Regions from separate parts of the Homo sapiens genome. Here region 2 is linked to region 1. The links are chromatin loops, found by intact Hi-C in ENCODE. Cell type or tissue: tibial artery. All regions are shown on one strand.

Region 1 (2,500 bases):
GATGGGGAGAGAAAGAGAGAAAGTGCATTCTGGCTTGGAAGGGAACTTATGCTTTGAAGCTGACAAGTATAATTTGTCTTGAGACTGCCAAGCTCTTGGGTTGAGCCTTCATATTGGAAAAAAGAGACAGGCGAGATTAATCTGGGGCCTTCATTACTTACTCCATCTGGCCTGGCTTGGCACAGCCCCTTCCCTCTACAAACTGATTACTCCTTCAAAAGCTTCAGCAGAGTGGTCCCTAATGGGTTCCGACGTGGCAGGAATGGGGCTCACACAGCACAGAGATAAGGGCCCAGCAGCAGGGCCAAAACGCTTCCAGTGCTACAGCCCAGATGCTCCACCACAAAAGAAAGCAACGAACTGAAAGGGAGCCAAGGCCCCTGGGCCAGGGTGAACCTCAGGATTCCCAGGAGCACCTGGCTCCCCACAGTGGGGAGCAGCAGGAGCCGGGCTGACATGGACCGGACTGGTAACGTGGATTATTTGACTGGGGCGAGTTCCAATGACCATGGGCGCTTTTTAATCTGGCTTTACAGTCACACTGGGGATAGGAAGGTGCTCCAGGGAAGAGAAGAAGGTTGTTGTTTTTAGACATTTGCTAGTGAAATCCTGCTGCGGAGGCTTTCTCACATTCCCTCCCCCAGCTCCTTCAGCAGCGCAGTGTGGGAGGGGGAGAGGGAAGGGAACCGATGTTTACTAAGCACCCACTATGCTCCAGGCACAGTGCCAGGTGCACAGTGCCAGGCACTGTTTGATTAATCATTCAGCACAAGCCTGAGAAATAGGTATTACTATTCTTTTTATTGAGAAAAGGTAAGGGCTTTGTCCTAAGTCACACGGTAAGTGACAGAGCCAGGATCTGAACAGGATGGTCTACCTGTGGGTCCGTGTTGGTGGTTGTGCTAGTCTGCACTCACAGCAAGTAGCAGCTGTGGGATTTGAGAGAAAGTATGAATAGGGAGAATCTTCCAAAGCACCAGGAGGTAGCAACTCTGTGGCCTGGGTCTTCTCTCCTAAGAGATTGTAAAATTTAAAAGCTGCAAAGGAGCCTTTGAGCCACTCTTGGAAAGAGAGTTCTTGAACAGAACACCAAACCAGATCCATCATTCGAGTTGGGGAGGAGGGTTGTTTATCTTGGATTGGGGGACTGCCAGTCTCTGGAACAAAGGCTCTGCTTCTCAGCTGCTTTGAACACACAGCTCCTTTAAAAACCTGGCCCTGGGACTTGGCGTCCACGGCTTGAGAGGTCAAGGTCCAGCTCGATAGCTTCCAGGGTCTCAGGGAAGTCAGTGTGGGAGCCTTGATGAGTCAGAGACTGCACAACACTGCCATCTCCTGGGAGCAAGGTCCACTCTGGCCTGGTCAGACAGAATCCCAGCTCAAAATACCTGACTAAATCATGCATGAGGCTCTCTACCACCCCAGGGAACCTTCTGTGGTCACGTTATGAATCAGGATTGCCTGTGTTTGTGTATTAGATTACAAAGCCTGTGGAGATCGAAGGCATGGGTTTCCAAGTCAAACATTCAATCGTTCATTTTTTTTTCATTTGACAAATGTTTACTGAGCACCTATTTTGTGCCAAGCACTGTGCTAGGCACTGAGTACATAAGGATGATCAACATAAATGGTCGTGGCCAGGCGTGGTCTCTCATGCTGCTAATCCCAGCACTTTGGGAGACTGAGGCAGGAGGATCACTTGAGCCCAGGAGTTCAAGACCAGCCTGAGAAACATAGTGAGACCCTATCTCTACAAAAAATAAAACTAGCCAGATGTGGTAGTGCACACCTGCAGTCCCAGCTACTCAGGAGGCTGAGGCAGGAGGATTGCTTGAGCCCAGGAGGTGGAGGTTGCAGTGAGTCATGATTGTACCACTGAACTCCAGCCTGAACAACAGAATGAGACTGTCTCAAAAGAAATAAAAATTTTAAAAAGACAAATGGTCCTTAACTTCATGAAGCGTATAGTCCAGTGGTGAAGATGGACTGTAAATAAGGAATTATCTCGTGAACAAAGAATGTATTCGTTACTACTGCAATGAGTGCTGAGAAGGAAAAGCATTGGTGCTGCAGGAGTTTATATTGGAGAGGAGGATTGTAGGGGGACCCTGGCCTAGTCAGGCAGTCAGGGAAGCCTTTTCTAAAGACATGACCTACATGCAGACAGCTGAAGGATGTATAGGAATTAGCTAAGAACAACATGTGAGGAGGCCATGAGATAAGAAGGAGCCTGGCCTGCTTGAAGAACTAAAAGAACGCCGGGCACGGTGGCTCACGCCTGTAATCCCAGCACTTTGGGAGGCCGAGGCGGGTGGATCACGAGGTCAGAAGTTCAAGACCAGCCTGGCCAAGATGGTGAAACCCTGTCTCTACTAAAAATACAAAAATTATCTGGACATGATGGCGGGCACCTGTAATCCCAGCTACTTGGGAGGCTGAGGCAGAGAATTGCTTGAACCCGGGAGGCAGAGGTTGCAGTGAGCTGAGATCACGCCACTGC
Region 2 (2,500 bases), 560 kb before region 1:
CGTATTTCAGTAAGTGTATGCAGACTGGACAACCTACTTTCATCCAGATAATGAAATAGTACTCTAAAGATCCAGTTAAATGGAACCGGAAAGTTGTCCAGCTCTCTCAATCTGTCTTTTTAGCTCCTGATGTATGATGGTAACAGATGATTTTTCCTTTTAGATTGATATAATTGAACAGCCCTATGTTCTTATGTTTTCTTGTTGAATTTCTACCTAATATTTCTTGTGGCTTAGAGGAGAAATAAAAAGGTTCTCTCTGGTGTGAAAGCTTTTCTCTGGGGTAAAGGAAGTAAAGTAAACCTCATAAGATTGGGAACTTTTCTGTTATTCCTCCAATTGACTATCTTTCTTTCTGGCTTTTAATCAGACTTCAGTCCAGGGCTCTATACAAAAGAACTTTGTATTCTTCTTTGAGAGGCTGAGGCGGGAGGATTGCTTTAGGCCAGGAGTTCCAAACCAGCCTGGACAACATAGTGAGACCCCATCTCTAAAAAGTAAAAATAAGGCCGGGTGTGGTGGCTCACGCCTGTAATCCCAGCACTTTGGGAGGCTGAGGCAGGCGGATCACGAGGTCAGGAGATCAAGACCATCCTGGCTAACACACTGAAACCCCGTCTCTATTAAAAATACAAAAAATTAGCTGGGCGTGGTGGCAGACACCTGTAGTCCCAGCTACTCGAGAGGCTGAGGCAGGAGAATGGCGTGAACCTGGGAGGCGGAGCTTGTAGTGAGCTGAGATTGCGTCACTGCACTCCAGCCTGGGCAACAGAGCCAGACTCCATCTCGAAAAAAAAAAAAAGTAAAAATAAAAAATTAGCCATGCATAGTGGCTTTTGCCTATAATCCTAGCTACTCAGGAGGCTGAAGCAGGAAGATCGCTTGAGTTCAGGAGTTTGAGGCTGCAGTTAGCTATTATTGTGCCACTGCACTCCAGCCTGGATGACAGAGTTAGACTCTGTCTCCAAGACAAAAAGTTAAAATTATTTTTTTTTGAAAAAAAGAACTAAAGTAATAGTTGTTGAATGAATAGTATATAGAGCCTACAGAGAAGTTTATCACTCTTACATAGCAGATGTGTGTCAATTAGTCTTTGAAACCAAGATAAATGTTAACAGATTAACATATACCAAAAGGACATAGGATAAGGATAGTTCACCTTACATGGAGTTCTGTAGTATTCTGTGGCTTTTGATGTAGCTATTCTGGACCATGTCTGGTAGTAATCACTAAATGAGGTTGTTTTAATTGGTCTGAAAATATAAATAAAAATCAGACGATGGGCAGTTTGTAAATTTTCTTTTTAAAATTATTGTACTGCTATATGGACTGTTCACATAATATCTTGTCACAAGATATTAAACTGACTTGCAAATTGTAACATGCATTTTTAACAATTGTATCCAATATACTGATTCCACCAATAATGAATACAAATAACGAAAAAGAAAATGTTCAAATCATATTTCAATGATAAATGTAAATATGGACCCACATGTATATTATAAAAAGAAAAATACAGGTTTAAGACATCTGCCTTTCATGACTAACATTAAAAAAGAACTCTAAGCAAAGCGTTATACCTGTCAATTTCTCATTCTATAAGAAACAATAAACATTTTTCTTGAACTTCAATGCCAAATTCTAGTAAAAAACCCTTATTTCTTATAATGGGGACAGAATACAAGTATTAGAATTGAGATTAGTTTAGTTTTTACAGAGAATCTGGCTATTTTCAAAGAGGGGAAAAACAGCTCTTTTCTAATACTCCTGGGTGCTACTTTCCCCTCCCTGTGCTAATATTAGTATGTCCTAATGGAGAGCAAAGATTGTTATAAGGTGTTAAATGAAAACTATAAAGCAGTCCCTTAAATAACTGCATTTCCAGGCATTTTTCCACAAACTTGCAGAGATTCTCAACACTCTATAAACAAAACATTACTTAAGCATATTTTTTCAGACATGTGAAATCACTAATTAACTGGCTTAAACAGCTGCTTAGACATCCAGTGCAATATGCCTTATGCCTGTTTTCCAATTGAAGTTCTTAGCTCTTTAGAAGAAGAAGCAAGTTTTCAGTCAGAACAAGTATATTAGCATTAGTTTTTAAAGGTAAATCATAGGTACCTTAAATTAAGTATTTGACTCAACTTTTAAATTAATGAGGCATTATCTAAATGTGTTAATTCATTCATTTATTTAAATAACAATTATGCACACCTAAGACTAACATTTTTCGAAAGTGTTGTTACTTTTACAATCACACTTAAGTAGAAATTTGAAACTTGAGGAAGATAAATTAATCATTACTATTATTGCTTCCAGAGCCGCATGCTGTGCTGTAGATGACTAAATGATATACTAAACTAACATGAATTTGCCAATGAAATGTCTCAGCATTTGGCAACAGAGGTAACAAAATGAAAGGCTGCATTATATCTCCTGCATGAAAAAGCTTGTGATCAATTTGCTGTCACAGATCATTTAGCAGACAACAATG

What was found. A loop is a pair of places that touch in the nucleus more often than their neighbours do. Peaks named below come from ENCODE experiments on the same cell type or tissue, not always from the same donor. Only the 100,000 strongest peaks of a DNase experiment are listed, where the experiment ranks them.
Region 2: a loop joins it to region 1, with 5 times the contacts of the local background. A loop is called at or near these places in 75 of 110 quality-filtered maps.

The regions. Positions count from the first base shown.
Region 1 is chr1:63,673,423-63,675,922 of GRCh38, reverse strand. All of the region lies in intron 1 of LOC105378771 (a long non-coding RNA gene), which reads right to left. Among named protein-coding and RNA genes, the nearest start is that of PGM1, 81 kb to the right of the region's middle. RefSeq lists an enhancer at 456-957. In tibial artery, a CTCF peak has its summit at 1,335 (motif pointing left); a DNase peak (open chromatin) is centred at 1,252; H3K27ac peaks cover 1,984 bases.
Region 2 is chr1:64,231,314-64,233,813 of GRCh38, reverse strand. UBE2U (ubiquitin conjugating enzyme E2 U) reads right to left here. Exons shown (of 10, transcript NM_001366232.2): 7 at 1,165-1,253. Among named protein-coding and RNA genes, the nearest start is that of UBE2U, 29 kb to the right of the region's middle. RefSeq lists an enhancer at 2,414-2,500. In tibial artery, no CTCF peak of the experiment used is centred here; no DNase peak of the experiment used is centred here.